2 separate regions of the Homo sapiens genome follow, and region 2 is linked to region 1. Evidence: read pairs that join two places in POLR2A ChIA-PET (ENCODE). Cell type or tissue: PC-9. All regions are shown on one strand. Links, peaks and the distances in the headings refer to the core of each region. The heading gives the core; the rest is flanking DNA.

What was found. ChIA-PET counts read pairs that join two places held together with the same protein. Peaks named below come from ENCODE experiments on the same cell type or tissue, not always from the same donor. Only the 100,000 strongest peaks of a DNase experiment are listed, where the experiment ranks them.
Region 2: POLR2A ChIA-PET joins it to region 1 with 5 read pairs; 3 of 35 experiments call an interaction of 5 or more read pairs at or near these places.

The regions. Positions count from the first base shown.
Region 1 is chr2:226,573,459-226,583,546 of GRCh38, forward strand. No RefSeq gene overlaps it. Among named protein-coding and RNA genes, the nearest start is that of MIR5702, 80 kb to the right of the region's middle. In PC-9, for the core only: no CTCF peak of the experiment used is centred there; a DNase peak (open chromatin) is centred at 5,603; H3K27ac peaks cover 1,340 bases.
Region 2 is chr2:226,759,180-226,769,267 of GRCh38, forward strand. The region is part of intron 1 of IRS1 (insulin receptor substrate 1); the gene reads right to left. Among named protein-coding and RNA genes, the nearest start is that of IRS1, 36 kb to the right of the region's middle. In PC-9, for the core only: no CTCF peak of the experiment used is centred there; no DNase peak of the experiment used is centred there.

The DNA of each region.
Region 1 (10,088 bases), core at 3,504-7,503:
TATGGGTAATATGTCCCTGCTATCTATGATTTGCTTTAAAATATTTCAGCAAACAAAAATCCAAAAGAAAACCAGTGGTTGGTGGTAGAAGGGATGACATTGGCAAAATGTTGTTCATTGCTGAATGTGGACGTGAGTGCCTGTTCTCACCATACCCATACCGTTCTCTCTGCTTCTGTGAATGTTTGAAAATTTCCATAGTAAAAGTTACCCAAACATGCTAGCAACAAATGAACCATTCCATAATAACACTGAATGAAATCTCAAAACACTGGTGAATATTTTCCCAAAAGAGTATCTATGTAGAAATTCATTCAGTGTCCTGAATGGTAATGCCTAGGTTTTCTTCTAGGGTTTTTATGGTTTTAGGTCTAATGTTTAACTCTTTAATCCATCTTGAATTGATTTTTGTATAAGGTGTAAGGAAGGGATCCAGTTTCAGCTTTCTACATATGGCTAGCCAGTTTTCCCAGCACCATTTATTAAATAGGGAATCCTTTCCCCATTTCTTGTTTTTCTCAGGTTTGTCAAAGATCAGACAGTTGTAGGTATGCGGTGTTATTTCTGAGGGCTCTGTTCTGTTCCATTGATCTATATCTCTGTTTTGGTACCAGTACCATGCTGTTTTGGTTACTGTAGCCTTGTAGTAAAGTTTGAAGTCAGGTAGTGTGATGCCTCCAGCTTTGTTCTTTTGGCTTAGGATTGACTTGGCAATGCGGGCTCTTTTTTGGTTCCATATGAACTTTAAAGTAGTTTTTTCCAATTCTGTGAAGAAAGTCATTGGTAGCTTGATGTCCAAAACACCAAAAGCAATGGCAACAAAAGACAAAATTGACAAATGGGATCTAATTAAACTAAAGAGCTTCTGCACAGCAAAAGAAACTACCACCAGAGTGAACAGGCAACCTACAAAATGGGAGAAAATTTTCACAACCTACTCATCTGACAAAGGGCTAATATCCAGAATCTACAATGAACTCAACCAAATTTACAAGAAAAAAACAAACAACCCCATCAAAAAGTGGGCGAAGGACATGAACAGACACTTCTCAAAAGAAGACATTTATGCAGCCAAAAAACACATGAAAAAATGCTCATCATCACTGGCCATCAGAGAAATGCAAATCAAAACCACAATGAGATACCATCTCACACCAGTTAGAATGGCAATCATTAAAAAGTCAGGAAACAACAGGTGCTGGAGAGGATGTGGAGAAATAGGAACACTTTTACATTGTTGGTGGGACTGTAAACTAGTTCAACCATTGTGGAAGTCAGTGTGGCGATTCCTCAGGGATCTAGAACTAGAAATACCATTTGACCCAGCCATCCCATTACTGGGTATATACCCAAATGACTATAAATCATGCTGCTATAAAGACACATGCACACGTATGTTTATTGCGGCATTATTCACAATAGCAAAGACTTGGAACCAACCCAAATGTCCAACAATGATAGACTGGATTAAGAAAATGTGGCACATATACACCATGGAATACTATGCAGCCATAAAAAATGATGAGTTCATGTCCTTTGTAGGGACATGGATGAAATTGGAAATCATCATTCTCAGTAAACTATCGCAAGAACAAAAAACCAAACACCGCATATTCTCACTCATAGGTGGGAATTGAACAATGAGATCACATGGACACAAGAAAGGGAATATCACACTCTGGGGACTGTGGTGGGGTGGGGGGAGGGGGGAGGGATAGCATTGGGAGATATACCTAATGCTAGATGACGAGTTAGTGGGTGCAGCGCACCAGCATGGCACATGTATACATATGTAACTAACCTGCAGAATGTGCACATGTACCCTAAAACCTAAAGTATAATAAAAAAAGAAAAGAAAAAAAAAAAAAAAGAATAAACAGGACACTAAAATACAAAAAAAAAAAAAAAAAAAGAAATTCATTCAGTGAGCAGCTGATTACCTGGCCTGTGTGAGAAGGTCCTGCTCCCATGCTCAGGTGAGTTACAGAAGCCCAAACTGACTTGGATTTGGCAACACACTGTCCTTGGAAACCTGCATCAGTTGCAAAATGGAGACCAGAGAACCCACCTTTCAGGAGAACTAAAAACAATAAATAATTAATGGCAATAAGCACCCTGCTAATATAAATGTAAATGATGATCTGCCTGCCTGCTCGATTTACATACAAATGTCCTTTTAAAAAAAAAACTATCGATAGTGGAAAATCAATAGTGTTGGTGATGGGAAAGTGATTTCCAAAGCTGTTTTTTTTAATGTTTTTGAAATAATAATCAGTAAAGCACAGTTATAATGGTTAACCAGACCCCTTGAGGCTGGAGCCCAGGGGAAGGAATTAGAATCTCCAGGTAGATGCTGACTGACTCTGTGACCTCAGGCCACACATCTGTGTCCCTGTTTCCCTAGAAAAGGAGTGAGGAATGTCCAGAGGCTGGGATATCCCAAGGTCATCTAGACCTGAGCAGATGGGGGCACATCCAGAGCCAAGGGGCTTCCAGCGAAAGGATCCCATAATCTCCATATATACCATCTCACCCCAAGTTCCTGTGCTCCCCCAGTTCTCTCTGGCTTCCGGAAAAGCCTATTTTATTTGTCCCAGGGTAATAGCCAATAGCCAAGAGCCATCTACCAAAAGGGCCTTCTGTGTGGACTCATCAGTTTGTATCACTTTACATCAACAAAAAAGGTCAGGTCAGGTTACATTCTGGCTGGTAGCTGTTAAATACTGAAACTAGAATTATGAAGCATTAACTGCATAGTGTGTTCAGTGATAAGCCGTGCCTTTATTGCATGATGAGTACAAAAAAGCTATTATAGTTTCATTTGTATTAAGTATTGCAAAGTGCTAGGCACCCCATAACACGAATGAAACAGCTCTCTTCTAAAGCACTCTTCACTAGAAAGACACTTTAGAACTCTAATACTGAGAATCTTCCATGACTAAAGGACTGAAAGTAACTTCATGTTTGATAAGAAATAGTAAGTTCTAAATGAAGAGAAAAATATATATGTACAAATGTATAAACTGACTCAAACTCTCAAATTCGTTATTGGTAAAATTAAGACAATTTTCCATAGAATCAGTTATTGAGTATAAAATGTCAATCTAGATAATAAAATAAATTTCTGTTTGTGACCCCATCACGTGAAACTGATGATTTGAGCTTTACCAAATGTGGAAAGCATGTTTACAACTAATTGAAAATTAGTAAGCCACTGCAAGGAAGTAAGAGTCAGTTGCCTCCCACAGCTGCTGGAAAAAAGGTACAACTCATCTTCCAATTTGAAAGGTATATTTGGGCTGCTGTGTCTTAAAACAGAAGCTATATGGCACTCACAAAAATCCACCGTGAGGGACCCAACCAAGGGGTTACTTCCGAGAGATGTTAGGGAGATTCTTCAGAGCAGCTGAAATGCTCTGCAAGGAGAAAAGCTCAGGCAACAGTAATTTTGAAGCTCCCAGTGATGACAGTGTGCAGCCAACATTGAGAACAACTGAGCAGTATAACTGAGCTTTATAGCAGTCACTACAGGCCCCTAATGGAGCAGACGCCCGCTCGGAACACCAGATGATTTCACTGAGGCCTCAATGGCATCACACCCATTAACTTCCCTTACTCTACCACCCTGGGTACTTTGGCTCCAGATCACGTGGCCCCTGCTTATCCATAATGCTTCCCCATACCCTAAATTTTCACCTTCCACAATATCAATATAATCAAAATAGCTATGACCTTTATATGTTTCTTTCCATTTTCCACCTTTCTCTGCTCCTAATTTTGAGCTGGATTAGAAAGGATGGTTAAATCTCTTTTACCTTTAACTGAATCCCCTGTTGTTTTTCTTCAAACCCTTCCAGAACAGCTAGTTATATAACTTGAAACACTCAGCCACTGTCTATATAGAAGGAAATATATATTGTTCTGATAAAAATCACTCCATACTTAATGGCGTATAACCCAGCCCATTCATTCAGCCTCCCATAAACTCTGCGGAAGTTTCTTCTATAGTGTCATAACCAGGTGTCTCCTTATGCAGCCTCTAGTTATGTGCTATAAACGGGAAACTTACCAATGAGCCACAAGTGTCTATTGCATTCAGGGATATGATAAAAACTATGAGCAAAGTTGTTTCAGAATAAAGTTGAAACCTGGATATCAACTGGCATTTCAGGTTCTCTTGACTTTTGTGGCTGGGCCAATTATATCTTTACCTATGGAAGGAGAAATATGAGAGGGAGGCTCTTGCCTTCATTTCTGAGCAGCAAAAACATACAAAAGAATGAACCGGCCAGGCGCGGTGGCTCACGCTTGTAATCCCAGCACTTTGGGAGGCCGAGGCGGGCGGATCACGAGGTCAGGAGATCGAGACCATCCTGGCTAACACGGTGAAACCCCGTCTCTACTAAAAATACAAAAAAATTAGCCGGGCGTGATGGCGGGCGCCTGTAGTCCCAGCTATTCGGGAGGCTGAGGCAGGAGAATGGCATGAACCCGGGAGGCGGAGCTTGCAGTGAGCCGAGATTGCGCCACTGCACTCCCGCCTGGGCCACAGAGCGAGACTCCGTCTCAAAAAAAAAAAAAAAAAAAGAATGAACCGTGACTTTTCAAACCAAGTTGTAAACACAGTCAACCAGCCAGCCATAGCCCAGGACACCACACTACATTAATGCTTTAAAGTACTGTTCACTATTTTAATACTGTTTGAATGATTTTTCTGATATGTAACTCAGACAACACCAAATTCATCACCGACCTAGATACTCACACCTCATATGAGTTAGGTATTTTCATTATCCCTCTGTAATGAGGCAATTGAAGTCCATTAAGTGACTTGTCCAAGGTCTTTTTATGTGTACCTGGACTATATAACCCAAGCCTTTATCAGACCCCAGGTTTTCCACACACAGAAATATTTGGGTTTTATTATTCCACAGTCCATTTAACTTGCCAGATATAGCTGTTACAATATAGGAACTTGGGTTGGGTCCTCCCTCACCACTTTAAATTTATTAACCTTGCTGGGTTCTCTTGGTACACTTGCAGGACACCACGGAGAGGAAGTGACTGGGGCAGTGGTTAAGCATAGTCCTTGGAGCCACTTTGCCCAGGTTGAATCACGACTTTCTAATCCCCAGCCACAAAACCTTGGCATGTTGCTTAGCCTCTGTATTCCCCCAATAGCATTGTCTGTGAAATGAAAATGATAAAACTTCCTTTCAGGGTTTCGGTGAGAATTGACCATTGCACATAAAATTCTTAGAACAGTGTCTGACACATAGTAAGGGCTAGATACATGTTAGCTTGTCTGAAGCATCCCTGAGATCCCTTCCAGCAAGAAATTTCTATACTTTTCTGAAATTAAAGCACCAAATTAATCTCTTAGACAATTACATAAAATTTGGGGGTCTGTGGCATTTCCTTTAAGATAGGGACGTGGAAAAAGCAGATAGGCATAGGTAAAGCAGGTGGCCACTTACATAATGTGATCCAGTTGGATGACCATATTCTGTGTTGAAGAAATCAAGCCCCTTTGACAGGGGAAGGGGGAAGTGGCACTATGAATAATTTCAGTGGAATGATTGTGATCTGGGATTGTGCAAGACCACTCCAGGACATGTTGTCTGCACCCTCTGTGGGTTATGAGAGGACTTCCACCTGCCCTGTAAATATCTCACTTACTATTGAGCTGAGGTTGTCCTCTTTCCTCATACTGAGTTTGAATTTCCCAGCACTTGAGATACCCAATATCATAGTCATCCCTTAAATTAGAAATAAAACCCATACTTAAAAAAACCCTCATATACCTCTACTTTATTATTCCTACTCCTATTCTAAATGAGATTCCACTAAATTTTTTGAAAGATGCATGAATCTTTACCTAAACCTTATACCATGTACAAAAATTAAGTCCAAATAGATCATAGGCTAAGATGTATAATAGAAATTATAAAGCTTTTAGAAAAAAATAAAAGAAAATATTCCAGATTTAGAACTAGAAAAGGAGTTCTTAGATTTGACAACAAAAACATGACCAATAAAAGAGAAAAAAGGGTAAATTTTTGCCTTGCAAAAGAGCATGTTTGAGACACATTATGGAATGGAAGAAATATTTGCAAATTACATATCTAACAGACAAATTATGTTGTAACAACTCTCAAAACTCAACATGAAAAAAACAACAATCCAATTTTAAAAGTGGGCAAAAAAAACAGTTCACTGAAGAGGATACACAGATGACAAATAAGCTCATGAAAATATGTTCAACATCATTAGTCATCAGGGAAATGCACGTTAAAACCACAAAGATATATAAATGTAGTGGTATAGGCAAAGTAGGTGGCCATGTATATAATGTGCTCTAGCGTGATGACCATATACTGTATTGAGGAAACTGGCAACTTTAAGAGTGGAAGAAGCACTATTAATAATTTTGATGAAACAACAAGCTTCATCTGAGACTATTGCAGACAAGCCCATTAGAATAAATAAAATAAACAATAGCAATTTGAACAAATATCAAATGCTGATGAGAATGTGGAGAAACAGTTACCAGAAAGGGGTCCCAATCCAGACCCCAAGAGAGGGTTCTTGGATTTCATACAAGAAAGAATTTGAGGCAAATCCATAAAGTAAAGTCAAAGCAAGTTTATTAAGAAAGTAAAGGAATAAAGAACGTCTACTCCATAGGCAGAGCAGCGGCGTGGGCTGATCAACTAATAATACTAATAGTTATTTCTTAATTATATGCTAAAAAAGGGGTGGATTATTCAGGAGTTTTCAGGGAAAGGGGTGGGCAATTCCTGAACCTGAGGGTTCCTCCCCTTTTTAGACCATAGAGGGTAACTTCCTGACATTGCCATAGCATCTGTAAATGGTCATGGCGCTGGTGGGAGTGTCTTTCAGCATGCTAATGCATTACGGTGCGCGTATAATGAGCAGTAAGGACCACCAGAGGTCACTTCCATCACCATCTTGGTTTTGGTGGGTTCTGGCCAGCTTCTTCATGCATGCTTTTTTCTCAGCAAGGTCTTTGTGACCTGTATCTTGTGCCAACCTCCTATCTCATCCTATGACTTAGAATGCCTAACCTCCTGGGAATGCAGCCCAGTAGGGCTTATCCTTATTTTACCCAGCCCCTATTCAAGATGGAGTCACGCTGGTTCAGATACCTCTGACATAACTGGATCACTCATGCATTGCTACTGGGAATGTAAAACACTACAGCCACTCTGGAAAATAGTTTGCCAGTTTCCTTTAGAACTAAAAATAGATTTATCATACAGCCCAACAATTGCACTCTTAGGCATTTATCCTAGAGAATTAAAAACTGATTTTTACAAAGAGAATTGTTAAACCTGGTGCCACCAACACAATGGAATATTAACTGGTCATTAAAATTGATAATTATGATGTTTGTTTAGAAATAGATTTTAAGTGATCCTGAAATAATATTAACTTTAAAATGCAGAAATCAGAACTACACACTAGAATAAAGACTTGCAAAGAATAAGCACAAAGAAAGCAGCTATTGTCAGGGTGGTGCAATTGATTAGCGTATTTGTTTCTATTCTTTTTTTCAGAAGCTTCTTTGCTGTTATGTTTATATCCTCCATTTTAAAAATATGAAACCAAAACTGGAAAATCATTAACACAAAACAACAATTTACAAAGAGACTCTGCCTGGGAAGGAGGGGCTTGGAGGGCCCCCTGCTGCTCTAGTCTTCCCCATGGAGAGCATTCACCAGAATGATCTTTATCAGATTAGCTGGGGTGGTGCCAAGAGTCCGAAGGTTAGGACCAAAGAGAGAGGTATCAAGGGAGGCAGAAGAAAGCCAGAAGCAACACAACAACTGCCTCCACTGCATGATTAATTGAGGAGATAAAGAAAGAGATTTTTAAGCAAAAGGTCTGAAAAGATGAGTAGGAAGAGAAACAGGTTTCAACCAGGAAGGACAAAGTTAATCAGAGTGTTATCAGTCAGAACCTTAAGGCAGATGCTGGGTAGGAAAGAAATCTGGAGCCCAGGTAGTAGACAGGACGAATGCAGCTCCAGGAAGAACACAAGGAAAGGGTAGAGAGGGACACCTTAGTGGGACAGGATGAGTACATCGACAAGTAATTTCCATTTTCAGCATTCCAGGATAATCATAGCAAATCTTATGTTCAAATTTCTAACAACATAAATAATTAGAAGAGATAATAATATCCTTTGTTAACACAATTTCATTATTCTTTTAGTTATTTTGATTTCCATGTGCAGCCCGTAAACCTGCAGGGGATCTTTTTAAAACCAAGCTATTAATTACTCCTTCCAAATGAGGGAAGGAATGAAAGCACAAATTCAGAAACAAAGAGCACCATTCCGATGAGATGATCTGTCCAAACACACCACAGGCCACTATTTTGACTATGCCCACATTAACACCCCACATTTACTTGCTGAATGGTGGAGTAGCTTGATCTTTAGGTGACCTAATAAAGAACTGGGTCTCTGTTGCTCATTGCAAAGTTAATCTCTCTGAATTTCAGTTTCTTCAAATGGAAATCATGAGGACTACGTGAGGCTGAAACACACACACATGCTAACATATGCAGTATCCCGTGCATATTCGGCACTCAGTAAATGTTAATCTCTCAGTCCTTTGCTTTCCTTAGTCTCTTCCTTCCTTGTTTCCATCCCTAATTATAGCAGAACCTGGCCACTTCCCTCTGCACTCACCATAAACACTAACAGCTTTGTATTGCATGCATTTGTAACCCTATCTGTGGTGTTTTTTTGTTTTGTTTTGTTTTTTGTTTTTTTCGTTTTTTGCACTCTGCAGACACAGGCTAGGTCAGAGGGGCCAGGGTTGACACTCTGAGAACAACCCTTAGTCAATACAAGCAAGAATTGGAGGATAAACACTTTCAGTTACCTGACTGCTCAAAGGGCTCATGTCCAAGGCATATTTTATATCGTCTCCAAGATGTCCCCAGCAGAAATGAGCCCCAAATGCCCATATCAACTTAATCATTAACATCCTGTATTGTTTTTTCCCTTCTCTGCCTCAAGTCCCCATTCTTCTCTTGGTTCTTCCTGGCATCACCTCCCAAATACACTACTCCTCACCAAATCCTGACCGGAGTCAGCTTTTGGTGAGACTCAACTCAAGACACTGAGCAACCCAACCAAGTGGTCCCTCCTGCTCCTGAATGGATAAGATATGCCCAAGATTTCACTTGAGATTGGACTGAGTAGAGCTCATTCCCTGGCCCCGGTATTTCAATAGCCCTTTGAAATGCAGCTTCAGCTCTCACTACTCTTCATAAACTCTTTTCTCAGACGTTTCCAACACTCTCGTAATTGCAAATTCACAGTCCTTTGATCCTTGTCATCCCTGCAGAACTCAACACTGATGTCAACCTTTACTTGAAACTCTTCTCCCTTGTTTGTTCTGAAATTCATTCCCTAGTTTTTCTCTGCCTTTTGTCTTCTCTGGATTTCCTTTAAATGCCTGTTCTTTACATGTAGGCTTTCACAAGACTCTCTAACTAGAATTTGCTTCTGACTTTGTATTCTCCTCCTTGACATTCTCATCCACTTTGATATCTCAAAATATCTTCTTTCTGCTTTTGGCACCTAAACCCACATCTTTAACTCTATCTTCTGTCCTTTTGATCAAACTTCTTCTCAGCTATGGAATGATTTAATGCTGGTTGAGTTACTAGTGCCAGTGAATGAACACTGCTCAGACCAATATCAAGTGAAATCTTGCATGTATCTTATCCACTCAAGAGCAAGATAGAGCTATTGATTGGGTTACTCAGTGTTTTGGGTTGAGTTTCACCAAGAGCCAACTGGAGCAAGAATTTGAGGAGAAGTGTGTTATTTGGCAAAGTCCTGGTAAGCATATCTACATAAAAATTCTCCCATCACCTCAAACCCAAGTGTTCCAAACTGAAGTCTTTATCCGCCTCCCCCCGACAAGCCTGTCCCTTGTCCTGTGATTCTTGCCTCAGTTAAATTGCCTCTACCTCCCAGTGATGCTTCATGTTGAAGTCCTCTCTTTCATTCACGTCCTTTTCCCAAGGAGTTTCTCTCATATATG
Region 2 (10,088 bases), core at 2,289-6,288, 180 kb after region 1:
GTGGTTTTGAAAGACAATTCCAAATGCTTTCTTATATAAATGTGAGATATGGTTGCTAGATTTTTACAATGCCATGCTGGAAAATGGAAAAATTCTCTCTACAAAGGAAAACGTTTAGTCTGGAGAAAATGTTTACAGAGGTTTGCAGCAAATAAACTTCTAAATATAGTACCAGCACTTAATAAAGGGTCAAATAAGCTCTGGGTTCTTGAGCCTGAAGTTTTCAAGGATTTTGACACAGCCCCAATGAACCATGGCAGAACCATGGCAGCTGGCAAATGCCCTGAACCATTAGCCATCAAACAGCTGCTGAAGCAAGTCACATTCCACAATTCTGTAGCACTTCCTATCATATAGTAACAGTTGGTATGTGCCCAAATTTATTTTCTCACTAAAGCTGAATGAAGATCATGTGAGCAGAGAAACACTTTTATGATTAAAGCAGATATACATTTTCAGATGTATTTTTTAAATGAATGGAAAACAATGAAAACTTTTTCAAAATTCATGCAAAGACAAATAAACACCCTTTTTTGATATAACTTAAAACTACATAGTTTCTTTATAGCAGAGAAAATACAAGAGAATCAGAAGTCACAATAAAATGCAAATATGCCATGAAAAACAAAGCCATGAAAATGCACTGAAATGTTTTGTCTCCTAGCACTCTGTTGGAACTTGTACATAGGCTTAGCTGAGAAAGAAGAGTTATGCGCTGGGTGCTGTGGCTCACACCTGTAATCCCAACGTTTTGGGAGTGCGAGGCAGGCAGATCGCTTGAGCTCAGGCGTTTGAGACCAGCCTGGCCAACGTGGCAAAACCCCACCTCTATTTTTAGAAGTACAAAACAGCCATGTGTGGTGGCGCATGCCTGTAGTCCCAGCTACTTGGGGGGCTGGGGCTGGAGGATCGCTTAAGCCCAGGAGGTTGAGCTGCAGTGAACCGTGATTGTGCTACTGCACTCCAGGCTGGGTATCAAAGTGAGACCCTGTCTCAGAAAAAAAATAATAATAATAATGCATATAGAATAAGTCTACCATCCAAATGAGTCATTTATGTGCACAAATTAAATTTTTTTCTTTTTTTGTCTTATTGCAAGATTAAAAATTAATTTTAAAACTACAATTCAATAAGTGGCTTTACTAAAATGTTCCTTAAAATATTATTTTGACAAAAGCCGGCATCAAGAATCTCATTCTTACTCCTCAGAGAGAGTTGAAAATACCCAATTACTTTATAAAATGTCAATACAAGAGGATCTCACAGATAGCAAATCTAATAGTGTCCAGTCCACACTTCCCTACAAATACATGCGGTCATAATTTTTTTTACCCTCTTAATCTGCTGTGGCTCCATTAGTAAGCCCCTAAAAATGCAACCTGGCATTTACATTCTTGTCCATCTGGAATGTCTCTGCATCAGAGGAAAACCCTCAACCCCACCCCCCTCCACAAAAGATGAACAAGTGCACAGCTGGTATAAATCTGGGCACGTATGAAGGCAACCACTTGCATGCATGCATACACAAGGCTAAATGTTTAATCCCTCAAGCACCCTCTTCTACCCATTTTCAGATGATGCTAGGAAGGATATGATTTGCTTTTTTAAAAAATTGAATTATGTACTTTTATTAGACACCAAACAATTCCTTATTGAAAAGATATTGCAAGAAAAAAAGCTTGAAAACTTGCCATCAAAGCTGTCTGAAGTCCAAAGTGCTATCTTTTGCTGTCACCAGAAGACTTGGAACCAAATAGGCAGAAAGCTAAGGTCAATCTTGTGAAAGTATGATTGTGAAACCTAACCCTAGACCTCTGTCCTCTTCAGAGCAGCAGATTCACATATGTGCATTTCAGCAGAGATGCAGGAATTGCTGATGTTTTCCATGCTGCTTCCATGAAAACCAACACTTGCAGGGTTCACTGCCAGCTCATGATGTGAAGCTAAACTTAGAAATCAAGCTGGGTTCTATATTGAGCTACACCACCTAAGTAGCTGTGGGCAGGAATATGACTATATAGACAACTCCAATTCTTAACTATTGGTTTTTAACGAGAAGAGCAGACCAATAAAATTCAGCTTTCTAAAACAACAACATAATTGCTTTGGAATGCATTTTGGTAATAAATTTGGCTGCTGTAACTGAGGTTTTGAGAGGACAACTACAGGGGGCACTATTTACACCATTCTGGGTGTGAAAACAATTCCATGGAATTGTGCTGTACACAGCCCAGGTGACTGCCGGGTTTATTGTCATTCTATACCAACTTCCAAGAGCTCTATCCCAGGGAAAAAAAGTATCCATTGTATCTCTCTGATACTTTCCTACTTTGCTATATTCCTCTGTTTCTTTCTGGCCCCCTTCTCCACTCTGGTCAACTGTCACTTATAGTGACAGTTTTGTTTCTTATCAAACTTTAAATCGAATAAAAGCTAGTTGAGCTTCCAGAGAGCTTTACTCTTCCCACAAAGAATCCTAAGTTGTAGATGATTCAGATATTAAAATTTGAGCAGAACTAGAATTTTATAGGTACCTCAATAAACCTGAAATTCCCCAAATCCAAAACTCTGGAAGAGTTCCCTAACATAATTAGCTACAAATTTTCAATCTTGAAACTTAAATGACTGTTCCATGAATGCAGTTTGGAAATCATGACAAAGCCATAAGTACAGACATGGATAACAGAGGTTGCCAGGTGGCATTATGTTCCATCATAAACTACAGAAAAATTAAACTGTTCCATTATTTTTAGCCAAGACCTCTGGTTATTGGATTGCATGGGTGCCCTGCATTCCGCTTATCCAAAAAGCAAGTCAGAAAGAACTAAAATGGCAGCATAGAGGCTGAGCTGTTGTCCTACAACATAGCCCTTGCTCATTACAGAAGCACTAGGCACCCTAAGGTTCATTTTGTTCCAACAACCAGCAATCATTATTTTCCAGAAAAACTGAGATGTGAGTTTGGTTTGATTTATTAATTTAGTTACTCAAAATCTTGACCTTAGTGACTATAAATATGCTCTATCACTATTCAGGGGTGGCATCCTCACTTGGAATCTCTGGCCAGAATTCTTTGGGAAGTTATCATTGATATCTTATTGCATTGACAATTAATAGACAGACAGCTCATACCTCTTGAGATATTACTATCTAAAATGCCATCAGAACATAAAAATGCAAAAAAAAAAAAAAAAGAGAGAGAGCAAATCTTTATCTAAACATAAGCTTTACCTACCACAGGTAACACTAGTGAAGCATCTGTATAATTTACTCATTGCACTAAAAGTTTTAGCCAGTGAAGCATTGGCAAATTTTCTAATAGGGTCAGATTGCAAATATCTTGGGCTTTGTGGACCATGTATAGTCTCTACCCCAACAACTCAACTCTGCCATTGTAGCTCAAAAGCAGCCAGACAATACATAAAGAAATGGGTGTTCCAATAAGCTTTCCAGAAACAGGTGGCAGCTGGATTTGGCCCTAGTTTGCTGGCTCCTGGCCTACTGTAAAGCCAGAAGAACTATAGGTTGGTGCAAATGTAATTGCAGTTTTTGCCATTACTTTTAAAATGCCAAGACCTGTAATAACATTTGCACCAGCCGAATACATATTTCATTGTAAATCAGGAATAAAAATCCAAAAGAGGCTGATCATAAGAACAAAATCAGCTCAAAGTGACAAGCCTACAAATATAAAACACCTTTCCAATGGAAGGAATCAGGTAAAACTCTTACCTAACAAGTGGTCTGCCAGAGCGTTAACAGGCGTGCATTTGTTATTCTTACAAAAAAGTATAATACTCTTGCGATCATCCAGAAGAGAAAACTCATTTGGGAACATTTATATCATCATCTTCCTTTAAATGCTTTTACAACAAAGAATGTACAGTAACTTTCTGAATAGAAAGATAAAGGGGGAAAAATGATGATACAGTACCTCCAACGGCAAGAAAGGGAAGACTGTTGGTTTCAGGAAAAAAGAAACTGAAGAAAATGCATTGCTGAAGGCCTTGTACTGCTGGAGGGGCATCTTAGTTTGAATTCACCATTCCCTAAACACTTCCCATACCATCCTATTTTTGGTTTCTTTTTATTCAAATTACTACATTTTTGGGGTTTTTCTTTTTATACCATGTTGTGCTTTCTACAGTCTTGAATTACACAAGATTCTCACAGTCCTGCATTAAGGCTGTCTTGGAAGACTACTGTCCACATTTATGACAAAAATACTACAACAAAATCCACAAAAACTGCCATTCATGCATGCCACATCTCAGATCCTGGTGGTTACCCCCTTTGAATGCCAACGTGAAAATGAAACGAGCAATCCAGGGAGCTTGAATTTCAAGGCTATTTTTTAAAAGATGCCATCTGCTTTCCAAAAGCAACACAGACACAGAAATAGTTCTCTCCTTGACTAGCTACATTCCAAAATATTAGGTCATGGTGAGTGCATCCCATTGCCAATGGCCCAGGTATCTACGTATTCTGGCCTTTCTCTCTTGGTTTCTGTGATACTAGTCAAGTTTTATTTCATCTAGAATTATTCACTATCCTCCCAGTAATTCCAAATCACCTTTAATTGCCATTTAAAAAAAGACCCTACATAAGTCTTCCATTCAAACAAACAAACAATAACTGACTTTTGAATCAAATTTCTTTTTAGCAATACCCAAGCTACTCTTTTCTTCATTGTGGAAACCTACAATGAATCTCAGGGTACTAATCCATCCTATGATAATCTTTGGGCCAATCACTTAGTAATCAGAGCTTCCAAACTCATTTGTATGACCGTTGTATAGTAAATGAACTTCAAATCCAAATAAAATGAAAATCCCTATACACAACTCTGTAGTTCATGCCAAATGATGAAAAATGGATCATGGATAAACTTCAGCAGAACACACTCCAAGAATCATTTCCACTCAGTCTGAAAGTAAGTTTTATTATTTCCCCCCATACTAGATTTCCTAAATAATATTTCCTTTTGCTTTTTCTGCACTGCTATGGTGTATGTTCCTTTAGAAACATCGAAGGATCACTAATGGAATGTGGCAAGAATCAGAGCTAAAAATACAGCTTTTTGGCCAGGAACAGTGGCTCATATCTGTAATCCCAGTAGTTTGGGAGGTCGAGGTGGGAGAATTGCTTGAGGTCGGAAGTTTGAGACCAGCCTGGACAACATGGCAAGACCCCTTCTCCAAAAAAATATAAAAAGTTAGCTGAACATGATGGTGCTCATCGTAGTCCAAGCTACATGGGAGGATAAGGCAGGAGGATCACTCAAGTCGAGGAGTGCGAGGCTGCAGGGAGCCATGATCACTTTACCACATTCCAGCCTGGGCAACATAACAAGACCCTGTTTCAAAAAAAGAAAATCTATTTACCTACAGAGAGACTTTTAAAATTGTCATGAAAAGTATCTCAAAGCCTGACACATACATCATTAGTCTCAATGAAGACCAGAAAAAGGAGAGAGAATTAAAGAGGGTGACATTAGCATTCCTAGAAAAGGGAGTTAAAGCAGATCACAGTGAGGGTGCGCCACAGCATAACCTCTGTGAATCCTCGCGCAATTCACCTCTTGGGTTGCCGTCGTCAAGGTTTGATTGCTCATCTATATGCGAGCAGATCAGAAATGGACCAGCTGCCTAGCTTGCTGTTCTACAAGATGTACCATAAGACACTAATCAACTACTCCTTAAAGACAACAGTGTACATGTATTTTTAAGCGGTGGTTATAGAAATGCTGTCGATAGTGTACTTAGAAGTCTATCGCACAAACTTTGTTTCTTGTTAATTTTCCTCAAAGGCAAGAAAATCTACTTATACTTCTATTTCACTCCTTTTGAATTATATATCCTTAGCTCTCGCAAGCTTACACTATAGCTTCACCAATTCCTATTCTTTTTATAAATATTACTCATTCATTCATTCATTCATTTGAGATGGGGTCTTGCTATGTTGCCCAGGTTGACTCAAACTCCTGGGCTCAACCAATCCTCTGATCTTAGCCTTACGAGTAGTTGGGGCTATAGGCATGTGCCACTATGCCCAGCTCACCAATTCATATTCTTTTCTTAGAAAAAATCTGCTTAGACTTACCTCCCTCGGGAAATACACAGTTGAGCTGAAATGGAAATTAGAGACAAGATAATGCCTTTAAATTTTTATTGACTAACAAGTAGCAAAAACTCTTACTGAATCACTATTTATTGTCATATAAGCTTCTTTGAAGGGTACTCTGTGCATCCTACTCCTGGACTGGTCCACATAAGGGCCAGGAAGACTTTTTATCGGGGCCCTGTGGGGAATCGCCAACTTATCTGGGTTTCCTACAAAGTTGACTAATATTGCTCTCTGTGAGTTCTCTAAAACAACCCCATGAGCACTAATGGACTTTCCTAGGCTCACAGGAGTAAAGTATCCATGGAGCTTTTCCACCTGCCTACTCAACAGCTGGCCTCACAGCTTTGGAGCAACGAGAAAACTCCAGTTCCTACTTTGCAAAAATTGGGGAGGAACAGGAAAGGCTTTCCCACATTTCTCCTCTGCCACTTCCGTAAAAGAACTATGCAGGATGTCTTCATCAGCTGAACATAACAGGAACCAAACAGAAGCCACTTTAAAAAGTAAATCTGTTGAAAACATGGACCTAATTTTTATTGTAAATGGATTTAACTGAAATTTTACACTAGGGAATAAAGCTGAAATATATGAAAAAACTATATTACCTTATGTTTAACAAAGCATGTTTTAATTGAATCTACTAGAAAATTCTTAAATGAACAAAGTTTGATCAAGTGTTCATGTTTTTGGATTACTTTTCCTTCACGTTTCAACTTCGACTTCTTGTTTGGTCATCATGGAACAACCATAAAAAGAATCATTTCTGTAGAAATATTCAAAGGTTTTATGAATTTTCCCAAGGCCCTCTCTTAATCTTATATATATATATATATATATATATATATATATATATATATATTTTTTTTTTTTTTTTTTGAGACAGGGTCTCACTCTGTTGCCCAAGCTGGAGTGCAGTGGCACGATCTCGGCTCACTGCAATCTCTGCCTCCAAGGTTCAAGCAATTCTTGTGCCTTAGCCTCCTGAGTAGCTAGGATTACAGGCGTGTGCCACCAACCTCAGCTAATTTTTGTATCTTTAGTAGAGACGGGGTTTTGCCATGTTGTCCAGGCTGGTCTTGAACTCCTGGCCTCAAGTGATCCACTTGCCTTTGCCTCCCAAAGTGCTGGGATGACAGCGTGAGCCACCACGCCCAGCCAATCCTATACTATTTTTACCATGCATTTTAGAAGTACTAAAGTAGTCATTATCTTTGATTTGTTTCTTCAACAGTTGACTCATCTGCTAGATCTTTACTGGTCATTGACTGCTTGTGAAACCCAGCAATCCACCAGCATTACTTTCATTGACTTTATGAAATGCTGCATCTTTCACAAAAGGTGTATTTCCACACTGAATAAAACTGGATGAAGGATCACTGGTATTAAGTATAAAGAGATAATAAGCAAGGGCAGAGTTTAGAAGTGCTTAGTTCATTAGTGAATATTTTTGTGTCTTCTGCTTCCCTACTAAAACCTTATAATTGCAGGAACTCAAATAATGAAGATCACTCTCTTGCCACCATTCCATATGGTAGGATTCGGTTTCATCAACCCACTAGCATGCCTTCATGAAACCATAGAGCCAGCTGTCGAGAGCAGCTCAAAACAAGAATGATCACAGAATTAACACCTAAAAGCAAATGGTATAATAAAAAACATCATTAAAAGTTTACTCAGCCAACATAATTTTCCAGGAAGTTAGTAAAATCAAGTTAAAAAAAAAAAAGGCAATGAAGGTCAAAGCAAACTCACATTTACCTGATTAGTGCCAAATGTTTCTACTACAGGTTTTGCATGTCACCAGAAAAAAGGCCTGATATGTAGGTGTTAGAGCAGAATAGTATCTAGCCTACAGGAAGATTAAAGGATTAAAATGAACTAATACTCTACTTCCTAAAACATACAGACTTCTACACAGTGCCAGTCAAATGGCAGCCAAGTGTTATCAGCAAGGCTAAATTTGGATCACATAACCTAAAAACCACTTAAGATAAAAAGAGTGCTGAAATAAGCGCAAGCCATAATAAGGGCCAATGAGAGAATGGGTCACGTCAGGTGACATGGTTTCCAAAATAAAAAAAGGCCAACTCAAAATACAAAAGAACTGGGATAAATTCTTGATAGCTGGAATGTTTGGTGGAGGCTTAAAATGAGCACCTTACACCCCACCCCCAACAAAAGGGCCCTTAGCCATTCTTTATAGAATTGAGATCCTGCTTTAAAGAAACCAGAGCACACATGTCTTGCAAGGAATGCATTAATGATCATAACCTGGGTGGCCAAGCATCCAGACAGGCCTGGAACTAGGACTGAACTCTGGTGGCAATACGCAAAGGGCCTGGTTTGACCAATGGGTATCTCAGAAGCTAGTGCAGCCTGCCGCTGTGGCAAGACTAAAAAAGAAACCTTTTGGAGCCACCCCTAAAATAAGCCTCGGTGATGCTGGTAATGAATGTATGAAAATCTAGGGTAGAGGTGGCTTTAGTTCATTATCTAAGAGGTCTCAGCTGATTGGCACTATCAAACTCAAAGGCATGAGGAGTAACACGTCACACAGAAGAAGTCCATGTCCCTCTAGAATAAAACTTAGTAACATGGTGAGTGGTCCAGGCACACACACTGACATTCCCAGGCTTTCATCATACTTTGAATGAAATTCAAGCAACTTCCCATGGCCTATGAAGCCCTGTGAGACCCTAGCTTACTACCCCAATCACACCTTCTACCCCATCCCTGCTGCTCCAGATGCACCGGAACATAGGATCGTTCCCAGCATAGGATTCTGCATCTGCTGCTTCTACTGGGACACTCTTCACCAGCACACAGCCTCGCCCCATAAGTCTCTCCCTTACTTCACTCAGATGTTTGCTCAGTCACTGCCTCCTTTCTGGCTACCCTTATCAAAAATGGCCCACCCTACCCATTCTTCTCTATCCCTTTACACTATTTCATTGGTTATCATTTGTTTCTTCCCTTGGAATAATAAAAACTCCACGAACACAGAAACCTACTATCTGTCTGATTCACCACATAGTCTCTGTTTTCCAAAAATGTGTCTAGGCACATAGCAAATCTCAACAAGGAATGAGATTTGGAATAAATGAATGGACATATACTTGTTGCATTGATACAAATATATTTTATAAAGTAATGAAATATTAAAATAATAAGCAAATAATCATCAATAAGACTAAAATAAACCAAACCAAAGCCAAAGGGCTAATCAAAAATTTGAATGTTTGTGTGCTAAATATTGTACCAACAGCAGCTTAGTAAACCACCCTGAACTCTCCTCTGTACCTGCTGACCTTAAAATTCATGTGAAACTAGGTTCTGGCTGTTACTAAACCAATCTAAATGCCATCAAAAGTTCTCCAAAATCTTGTAGTGGCGCTATCTCGGCTCGCTGCAACCCCCACCTCCTGGGCTCAAGCAATTCTCCTGCCTCAGCCTCCGGAGTAGCTGGGACTATAGGCGCCCCCCACCACGCCCGGCTAATTTTTGTATTTTTAGTAGAAACAGGGTTTCACCATGTTGGTCAGGCTGGTCTCGAACTCCTGACCTCACGATCTGCCTGCCTCGGCCTCCCAAAGTGCTGGGATTACAGGCGTGAGCCACCGCACCCAGCGAATCCTTCTTTAAAGTAACCAGAGCTCACTGAGGCAAGACAGATGGTGCCTTCAGTGACCCATTCTCTAACAACAATGTTGTAACACTTGTCTGCAAAATAGGAACTCATGTTCAATATGTTTTATGTAACTATATTCAATATATTGCAATATTGTTTATGCAACTGAAGAGACCATCAGAACCTAGAAACTAGTAATAGGATTCTCCCAACTCAATACTCCCACTATCACCGAATCACTCTGTGACCATATATTCTTAAAGCACGGAATACATGCCAAAGATGAAAATCCACTAAGCAGAGTCAAAAAAGAGTTATGAACAGATGATGAAAC